2 separate regions of the Homo sapiens genome follow, and region 1 is linked to region 2. Evidence: chromatin loops called from intact Hi-C (ENCODE). Cell type or tissue: endothelial cell of umbilical vein. All regions are shown on one strand. Links, peaks and the distances in the headings refer to the core of each region. The heading gives the core; the rest is flanking DNA.

Region 1 (5,386 bases), core at 133-5,132, 81 kb before region 2:
CCCGACGAGGTGGCCCGGCGCTGGGGAGAGCGGAAGAGCAAACCCAACATGAACTACGATAAGCTCAGCCGCGCCCTCCGTTACTACTATGACAAGAACATCATGACCAAGGTCCATGGGAAGCGCTACGCCTACAAGTTCGACTTCCACGGGATCGCCCAGGCCCTCCAGCCCCACCCCCCGGAGTCATCTCTGTACAAGTACCCCTCAGACCTCCCGTACATGGGCTCCTATCACGCCCACCCACAGAAGATGAACTTTGTGGCGCCCCACCCTCCAGCCCTCCCCGTGACATCTTCCAGTTTTTTTGCTGCCCCAAACCCATACTGGAATTCACCAACTGGGGGTATATACCCCAACACTAGGCTCCCCACCAGCCATATGCCTTCTCATCTGGGCACTTACTACTAAAGACCTGGCGGAGGCTTTTCCCATCAGCGTGCATTCACCAGCCCATCGCCACAAACTCTATCGGAGAACATGAATCAAAAGTGCCTCAAGAGGAATGAAAAAAGCTTTACTGGGGCTGGGGAAGGAAGCCGGGGAAGAGATCCAAAGACTCTTGGGAGGGAGTTACTGAAGTCTTACTACAGAAATGAGGAGGATGCTAAAAATGTCACGAATATGGACATATCATCTGTGGACTGACCTTGTAAAAGACAGTGTATGTAGAAGCATGAAGTCTTAAGGACAAAGTGCCAAAGAAAGTGGTCTTAAGAAATGTATAAACTTTAGAGTAGAGTTTGGAATCCCACTAATGCAAACTGGGATGAAACTAAAGCAATAGAAACAACACAGTTTTGACCTAACATACCGTTTATAATGCCATTTTAAGGAAAACTACCTGTATTTAAAAATAGAAACATATCAAAAACAAGAGAAAAGACACGAGAGAGACTGTGGCCCATCAACAGACGTTGATATGCAACTGCATGGCATGTGCTGTTTTGGTTGAAATCAAATACATTCCGTTTGATGGACAGCTGTCAGCTTTCTCAAACTGTGAAGATGACCCAAAGTTTCCAACTCCTTTACAGTATTACCGGGACTATGAACTAAAAGGTGGGACTGAGGATGTGTATAGAGTGAGCGTGTGATTGTAGACAGAGGGGTGAAGAAGGAGGAGGAAGAGGCAGAGAAGGAGGAGACCAGGGCTGGGAAAGAAACTTCTCAAGCAATGAAGACTGGACTCAGGACATTTGGGGACTGTGTACAATGAGTTATGGAGACTCGAGGGTTCATGCAGTCAGTGTTATACCAAACCCAGTGTTAGGAGAAAGGACACAGCGTAATGGAGAAAGGGGAAGTAGTAGAATTCAGAAACAAAAATGCGCATCTCTTTCTTTGTTTGTCAAATGAAAATTTTAACTGGAATTGTCTGATATTTAAGAGAAACATTCAGGACCTCATCATTATGTGGGGGCTTTGTTCTCCACAGGGTCAGGTAAGAGATGGCCTTCTTGGCTGCCACAATCAGAAATCACGCAGGCATTTTGGGTAGGCGGCCTCCAGTTTTCCTTTGAGTCGCGAACGCTGTGCGTTTGTCAGAATGAAGTATACAAGTCAATGTTTTTCCCCCTTTTTATATAATAATTATATAACTTATGCATTTATACACTACGAGTTGATCTCGGCCAGCCAAAGACACACGACAAAAGAGACAATCGATATAATGTGGCCTTGAATTTTAACTCTGTATGCTTAATGTTTACAATATGAAGTTATTAGTTCTTAGAATGCAGAATGTATGTAATAAAATAAGCTTGGCCTAGCATGGCAAATCAGATTTATACAGGAGTCTGCATTTGCACTTTTTTTAGTGACTAAAGTTGCTTAATGAAAACATGTGCTGAATGTTGTGGATTTTGTGTTATAATTTACTTTGTCCAGGAACTTGTGCAAGGGAGAGCCAAGGAAATAGGATGTTTGGCACCCAAATGGCGTCAGCCTCTCCAGGTCCTTCTTGCCTCCCCTCCTGTCTTTTATTTCTAGCCCCTTTTGGAACAGAAGGACCCCGGGTTTCACATTGGAGCCTCCATATTTATGCCTGGAATGGAAAGAGGCCTATGAAGCTGGGGTTGTCATTGAGAAATTCTAGTTCAGCACCTGGTCACAAATCACCCTTAATTCCTGCTATGATTAAAATACATTTGTTGAACAGTGAACAAGCTACCACTCGTAAGGCAAACTGTATTATTACTGGCAAATAAAGCGTCATGGATAGCTGCAATTTCTCACTTTACAGAAACAAGGGATAACGTCTAGATTTGCTGCGGGGTTTCTCTTTCAGGAGCTCTCACTAGGTAGACAGCTTTAGTCCTGCTACATCAGAGTTACCTGGGCACTGTGGCTTGGGATTCACTAGCCCTGAGCCTGATGTTGCTGGCTATCCCTTGAAGACAATGTTTATTTCCATAATCTAGAGTCAGTTTCCCTGGGCATCTTTTCTTTGAATCACAAATGCTGCCAACCTTGGTCCAGGTGAAGGCAACTCAAAAGGTGAAAATACAAGGTGACCGTGCGAAGGCGCTAGCCGAAACATCTTAGCTGAATAGGTTTCTGAACTGGCCCTTTTCATAGCTGTTTCAGGGCCTGTTTTTTTCACGTTGCAGTCCTTTTGCTATGATTATGTGAAGTTGCCAAACCTCTGTGCTGTGGATGTTTTGGCAGTGGGCTTTGAAGTCGGCAGGACACGATTACCAATGCTCCTGACACCCCGTGTCATTTGGATTAGACGGAGCCCAACCATCCATCATTTTGCAGCAGCCTGGGAAGGCCCACAAAGTGCCCGTATCTCCTTAGGGAAAATAAATAAATACAATCATGAAAGCTGGCAGTTAGGCTGACCCAAACTGTGCTAATGGAAAAGATCAGTCATTTTTATTTTGGAATGCAAAGTCAAGACACACCTACATTCTTCATAGAAATACACATTTACTTGGATAATCACTCAGTTCTCTCTTCAAGACTGTCTCATGAGCAAGATCATAAAAACAAGACATGATTATCATATTCAATTTTAACAGATGTTTTCCATTAGATCCCTCAACCCTCCACCCCCAGTCCAGGTTATTAGCAAGTCTTATGAGCAACTGGGATAATTTTGGATAACATGATAATACTGAGTTCCTTCAAATACATAATTCTTAAATTGTTTCAAAATGGCATTAACTCTCTGTTACTGTTGTAATCTAATTCCAAAGCCCCCTCCAGGTCATATTCATAATTGCATGAACCTTTTCTCTCTGTTTGTCCCTGTCTCTTGGCTTGCCCTGATGTATACTCAGACTCCTGTACAATCTTACTCCTGCTGGCAAGAGATTTGTCTTCTTTTCTTGTCTTCAATTGGCTTTCGGGCCTTGTATGTGGTAAAATCACCAAATCACAGTCAAGACTGTGTTTTTGTTCCTAGTTTGATGCCCTTATGTCCCGGAGGGGTTCACAAAGTGCTTTGTCAGGACTGCTGCAGTTAGAAGGCTCACTGCTTCTCCTAAGCCTTCTGCACAGATGTGGCACCTGCAACCCAGGAGCAGGAGCCGGAGGAGCTGCCCTCTGACAGCAGGTGCAGCAGAGATGGCTACAGCTCAGGAGCTGGGAAGGTGATGGGGCACAGGGAAAGCACAGATGTTCTGCAGCGCCCCAAAGTGACCCATTGCCTGGAGAAAGAGAAGAAAATATTTTTTAAAAAGCTAGTTTATTTAGCTTCTCATTAATTCATTCAAATAAAGTCGTGAGGTGACTAATTAGAGAATAAAAATTACTTTGGACTACTCAAAAATACACCAAATTCTGTGCCTTCTTTTTATCTTTTAACCTTGGTTTAAAGAAATCTTGTTGACTCACACCTGTAATCCCAACACTTTGAAGGACAGAGGCGGGTGGATCGCTTGAGCCCGGGACCAGCCTGGGCAACATGAGAGTACCCAGTCTCTACAAAAAAATAAATAAATACAAAAAGCCGGGCATGGTGGTGCACAACTGCAGTCCCAGGAGTTCAAGGCTGCAGTGAGCTGTGATCACGCCACTAGCCTGGGTGACAGAGTGACACCCTGATTCAAAAATAAAATAAATTTTTGACAAAGCAGCCCAGATTAATGCTATATAGAAACAACTAGATAAACTTTTCTAACTTGTAATTTTAAACTCATTTTACTGAGTAAAACATCATTATCTTCTCACAAAAAAATGTTAAACTATTATTCTGTTGGAGAAAGTCATAATATTACCTGATTATAATTAGTGCTAGAATATGTGAATTACAAACTTCTGCAGGAAGCATGTTATATGTAGAAACTTTATGGAAAAAAAAAATGGTTTTTTCATGTTCTGTAGCCACATGGCATGTTTCCTAAAGAAGATAATACAGAAATAGTAGGTAGGCAGAATTTCATCCTGATATGACTTCATAAAACAATCTGGAGATGTTACAAGTTTATGACTCATGACTCATTGAATAAGCACAGCCAAACAGTACTAATTAAAAAATGGATGCTCGTCTAGAAGGGAGGTCGCAGGATTAAACCCCAGGCTGCGGCCCTTGAACTTACTTGGTCATACTTTACTCAGATGAGGATACAGAAGCTATCCTGATCTCAGCTCCAAATGCCATGGGGCTGAGATGACAATAGGTTATGTGACACATCCAGGATGCCAAAGAACAGGCTGAGGTGACGGGTTAGATCTTGAAGGTGTTAGGACCTCCATCCAGTCCTCCCCAAAACATCTGGGAGTTTGATGGAGCAGCAGCACATGTGAAAAGACTTCAGCGTTTTGGAGATGACAGCAATGAGATGTAGAATAGCAGCTTTTAATGAGCCATGACTAGGTCAGGTGCTGTATACACACTGCCTCATTACTCCTTCCAACTGCCCCTACGGTACACTTAAAAAAATGTCTTGACAGATTGAACAATTTGCCCAGCTCTGCAGCGTAAGAGGTGCAACAAATGCTTGTTCCAGGGCTAGTTAATTCCAAAAGCTTTTTCTTAATCTTAAGCTATTTTGCCTCATATGGACAGAAAATTAAACGGGAAGGTGACATGACTGCCCAATCTTAGGTTGCATTTTCTGAAACAGGTCACAAACGAGGACTTATTTGTTATACATTAGACTGCAACATCAATTCTGGGCCTACACTTAAAGAGGGACATAGGACAGTTAGTGCAGGTTCAGTGGGGAGAGACAAGGGGAATGAGAGAACCCAGGACCATGTCAAGTAGGGGCTGTCAGTGTCTCTGCTGAAAGTGGGATTACCCTTATCACCCATTGATTCAGGACCCAGCACAGTGCCTAGCAATATCAAGCTGTTGGAAAACGTTTGCAGCTATATGCATGAATGAACATCCAGAAAGGTAACATCTGGACTAAAGGTGGGCTCAGCAGGGATG
Region 2 (5,369 bases), core at 1-5,000:
ATAATAGTTAAGGTTCCAGGAAAATGGTAAGTTTCAAATCAGATACAACTTCAGAGCTATTTATTGAATATTATATGATTTGTTGACTTATACATATATTGGTTTTTAAGACACTCTTAAAAACGAGACACTCTTAAGGCACTCTTAAGACCAGATATTTAGATAAATTGAAACAACTATTTTGTTTGATTTTTATTTGAATTAAATTTCCAATTTTAATAGACTGTGATTTCAATATTATCTAAATATAAAATAAGATATTTTTAAGGTGATATTTCTGCTGCAATATTTGTTTTGAGTGTGTAGAGCAAAAGATAAGATGATCAAGTCTTCCAAATTTGGCTGAAATTGATATGCTAAATGACAATACAAAATTTTTTTTGGATCTTATGCTACGTCCTTGTACCATATACAATATAAATGAACAAGATTTTTAATTGGCATCACATTCAAATTAGCATTGATATGAATACTGTGAAAAGAATTTAATAGTGCAACAGAAAAGGTGTAAACATGCCCGTGGCATTATTTTTTGTTGATTATACCACACTATACAGTAAAAATAGCAAGTATAATAACTAAAAGAGATAATATCTAACTACACTGACATGTAATATTTTTTTAAGGAATGGAGATCTAAAGCAACCTTCCATAAAATTATCAACAGACAAGGAAAAAAAAACCTTCTAAATAATTAAAGACAACATCCTCCCTCTCGTTCATGGATTGAGGGCATTCTTTAAACTTTCACAAACTTTCCTCCCACTATTCTTACACCTGCCTTAAACTAGTTCAGTTCCAGGCCAGGGATTTTAGCCACATTTTCTGTTTAATGGGAGGACATTTGCAAATGCAGTAACATCAATATATATCCAGATTTGCTGTAATCTATACCATCATTTCACTGATAACCTGAATCCACTTTATTTTCCCCATTTTCTCTGAGTCCCAATGTTCATATTTTTATAGAACTAGAACCAAATAGACATGAACATATTTGTCAAGGACTTGCTGTCTTAACCTCAAATGTCTTTCACTGATGACTACCATGATTATGCTTGAAGAGCCAGGGCCTGTGCAAGTGTGTGCGTGTGTGCATGTGTGCGCGTGTGTGCATGTGTGCATGTGTTTACGTGTGCGTATGTGTGTGTGCATGTGTGCGTGTGTGCACGCGCGTGTGTGCATGTGTGTGTGTGTGCGTGTGTGACTGTGTGTGTGCTTGGTGGGGGGAATCATGCGTACATCTTTGTATGTATGCAGGGGCTGAATATTCATGGCCACATTCTGCTTGAGTGAATGCGCAAATCTGTCTTTGTTTGAATGAAATGAGAATTCACCTTTTGGACATTTAACCAGTCATAGCCCATTTATTTTTTGCCTCAAAGGAATGCAGGGCACTAGACCCCTGAATTTGGCCCGGGGCAAAATGTTACCTCTTGGTATGAGCTTTATTTAAATAGCAGGGGTATTCTTTACAGGCTTGAGATTTTCAAATCTTGTTCATGCATCAAAGAGTCATCTTGTTTATGAGTTTCTTACCTTCAGCTCCTCTTCTTCCTCATGGCCCCACCGGACCTTACAAACATCAGCATCTGAGAACATTTCCTGTATTGTCAGGCAGCTGAATTTTTCTTTTGTGCTAACTGTAATCAGCAAGCATGACTGAGACAACAATTACTCTCAAGAGCTTTATTTTGCTCTTGGAATGTCAGGGGATAATCCTATGCAGTTCCTTTATGGGCAAGCCATTTTAATAGATAAGAAATGAAATGGCTGAAAGAAATATTGGCCAATAATAATGAAATGAAGAGAGGCCAGGTCTGGATGCCACAGGGATACGGGACCCACACAGAGTCAGTTTTCCACACGGCTTCAGAAAGTTGCTTTGAGAACACTGTCCAGAGCACAGCTTTCGAACTTTCATTTGTACACAAATCATCTGGGGTTCTTGTTAAGATACAGACCCCAATTCTGTAAGTCTGGCTGGGACATGAGAATCTACACATTACTAATAAGCTCTCGGATGGTGCTGATGTGGCGGGTCTGTGAACCACATTTTGAATGGAAATATTTTGAATGGAAAGAGATAGTGGATTCAAAAATAAATAAAATAAAATAGAGGAAACAATGGCATCAGCCCCATTTGTGTAGGTTTCCACAGTTGTGAATTACAGATCTGATCAATTTCCTTCCATACAATTCAGTCCACTGAAGAAAGGTAAAAATGAAATTACTATATTTTGTGAACATAGAGTCTCTCTACCTCTTTTTAGGTATTACCACATAGACATAATTAGATATAATATTTTTCCTGCTTGAACAAAAAGAGCATGTTTTAAAGCAGTGAGATCAATGAATACTGAACCACAATTCAACTCTCAGCCATAAGGTCATTGGTTAAATAAATATCTTGTATTACAGCTAATAATCTTGTATAGAAATACATTTCCTTTTAATGTCAGGATTGCTAAATGTCTGTTTATCTAACAGGACATTATTCCAATTGCCCTACACCAAGCTCTTAGAAATGTAGCTTTATTTTATACAATTTGAATTATGAGAGTTCACTTTCAGACGAAGCACCTAACAGGAAATCTCTCAAACACAGAAATGCTGGTTTAGCCACAAGATCAAAGGAAAAGATTGATTTTGTATGTCCGTGCAGTTTTTGAGAGTGCGTCTACACATTTTCGTTTTCACAGCAATCTTTGTGTTTGAAGGGAGTTCTGATGTGGAAACAGCTTGCAGGGTTAAACCTGGATGGCGCCCCTGTGATCAGACATTGCTCTGTTGTAATAAAAGTGTCCTCAGTTCTCTTTCCCTCTGATCCTCCTGCCTGTACTTCTCCTCGAGTTGCTGTTTCTCAGAATCTGCACAGTAAAATGTGCAATCTGGGCTTTTCCGAATCTGTTCAAACTGACTGAAATCAGCCACATATTTTCCATTTTTGGAGAGAGATACCACAGGCACAAACTCAAAACCCCAGTAGATTTCCTCTGGGATATAAGATGTTCGGCTCTGGCAGACAGCGCTGGTGGATTCCACAGTGGCATTGAGGAGGACCACAAGCTCAAACTCCTTCTCCTTTAGGTTTTGGGGTGTGAGGTCTCTCAGGGGGCTCGTCTCATCCAGCACATGGTAGAATGTCATGGGCAGAATGAGGAAGGGGCTCTCAGAGGAGGAGTCCACGTGGAATTTGACAGTGGCTTGGTTGAGGAGAATCCGCTCCCCCTCCTTGGTGACGTGGGTCTGCAGGAGCTTGCCAGAGAGCTGGCACTGAATCAAGAGGCTCTTCCTCATATTGGCTACCTGAATCACCAAGCACAGCTTCCCATTCTGCTTGGTGATGACTGCACAGTGGCTGAACTTGATGGTCTCAGCCCGCTTTTTGGGTCTGGCGATTTTGGCCAGGAAGGTTCCGGTGATGAAGATCTCAATCAAGGTCGTGATGACCAACTGAGCAACCAACAGGAAGATGGCATGAGGACATTCCTCTGTGATGGAACGGACTCCATAGCCAATGGTTGTCTGGGATTCCAGGGAAAAGAGAAACGCCCCAGTGAGAGAGTCCACTTTCATGATGCAGGGGGTATGATTTGAAATGGGCTCACCGGGTTCTAAGTCCCCATGAATAAACGCGATGGCATAGTAGATGACTCCAAAAAGGAACCAGGTCATCACAAAAGTGGCAGCGAACAGGGTGAGTTTGTATCTCCACTTCATGTCGATAACTGTGGTCCACAGGTCTTGCAGGTAGAGTAGGTATATGCCATCCACTTTGTCAATTCTCACGTTGCTGTGCCCACTCTTGGACATGACGCGGGGTCTGTTGGCCTTGAGCCCAGCCCCAGCAGTGTGCTTCACCAGGGGGGTGCTGGACATGCCGATGTGAATGGCATCCATTGCCAGGCTCTGGAAACACTTAGAGAAATGACAAAGATGTTTCATTATCGCCATATGTGGTGGAACTTCCAGAAAATAGAATCATCATGTGAAGTAAGTATGAATGTACATGGAAGTACACAAGAAAGGAGAATTCTGAAGGCAAGATTAACTGATCTATACTTAGGTGGTCGGTAGGGTAGAGTGAGGAGCAGAGGCTTTGCAGAAAAGCAGACCGGGGTTAAATGCTGACTCTGCAATTCATCAGCTGTGTGACCTGCAGAAAGCTATTTAACCTCTCTGGACCTTTGCTCTCCAGTGTTTAAAATGGCAATACAACCTATTCCTCAGGGGTTTTGTTACTATTAAACAAGGTAAAGTGTTAAAACAGAGCCTTGTGTTTCAAAAAAATAATGTTATGCTGTTTTTTGTGATAACAAACTCTTATGCATTTATTTCATAGAGTAATATGTTTGCTTATATTCAGCTACCATGTATTCCCAATTATAGAAAATTTAAAATTATTTGACTGAGTGTAAGTCCAGTACTGCTATAACTAAAATCTACCATCCATGAAACAGTTCTTGATATGGAGAATGTTAGTATACATTTTTAAAACTCAGTAGTAATGCATTTTTTAAAACCTATTTTTTGCATGATATTCTTTGTAATAGCAATTCGTTTTCCCCCTAATCTAATGAATAATTAAGAATCTACAGCCTCTCCTAGTTTTGTTATGACTTTGGAAAAAACTCAGTTTGAAACAACCAAAAACATTCTTAAAGCAAATAATTAGGCTTTATTAATGGCTTGATCAATATGCTGGTTATTCTTGGAAAAGTGCTACCAATGTCATTTTAGACGTGATATTTAGGTATGGCACCAAAATTCTACCTTACTCCTTAGAACTAAGCAGAACCAGCAGAAGAAATCTATTTTAAAGAGCAAATGAAAAAGTCAATAAGTGTAGGCATCTAATATTATAGTAGGAAAGACCTACCTATAAGAAGTGCTGGGCTCCCATGCTCAGCCCCAGGGAACGCTCTGCTCCATGTTAACAGCCGGGAACAAGCTGTCTGTGAGGCCCCTAGCATCTTCTAGTACCTGCCTGATGACTGACATAAATTTCCCCCACATTCCTTGAAAAAGATAATGCGGGTGATTACAGAGTAACTTTACCTGGGTGGCATGTTTTTCTTCACCTCATTGGTATTTTAGGAACTAAAAAAATCTTCCCTTTTATTAAGGAACTGATATACAGATTCATGCATTGCTCTTTCTGTTAGAGCAGTATTATCTCAATAGAAGTTGTGAAAGTAATCCTCTGGGCAAATCCCTTCAAGGAAATGGAAACTGTATCCATTAGCAGCAAACACCTGTTCAGGAGGCAATGGGTCTGCTGGGCATTTTAATTTTCCTGTTACTTTATTAAGAGTGTGTTATTTACTAAATGCCCCCTTGTAATTGACTTTTCTTTAGAAAGTCAC

What was found. A loop is a pair of places that touch in the nucleus more often than their neighbours do. Peaks named below come from ENCODE experiments on the same cell type or tissue, not always from the same donor. Only the 100,000 strongest peaks of a DNase experiment are listed, where the experiment ranks them.
Region 1: a loop joins it to region 2, with 7 times the contacts of the local background. A loop is called at or near these places in 1 of 110 quality-filtered maps.

The regions. Positions count from the first base shown.
Region 1 is chr21:38,378,428-38,383,813 of GRCh38, reverse strand. ERG (ETS transcription factor ERG) reads left to right here. Exons shown (of 10, transcript NM_182918.4): 10 at 1-3,778. The coding sequence ends at 411. Among named protein-coding and RNA genes, the nearest start is that of LINC01423, 35 kb to the right of the region's middle. In endothelial cell of umbilical vein, for the core only: a CTCF peak has its summit at 3,201; a DNase peak (open chromatin) is centred at 3,213.
Region 2 is chr21:38,297,796-38,303,164 of GRCh38, reverse strand. KCNJ15 (potassium inwardly rectifying channel subfamily J member 15) reads right to left here. Exons shown (of 3, transcript NM_170736.3): 3 at 1-3,921. The coding sequence starts at 3,903. The coding sequence ends at 2,776. Among named protein-coding and RNA genes, the nearest start is that of KCNJ15, 43 kb to the right of the region's middle. In endothelial cell of umbilical vein, for the core only: no CTCF peak of the experiment used is centred there; no DNase peak of the experiment used is centred there; H3K27ac peaks cover 352 bases.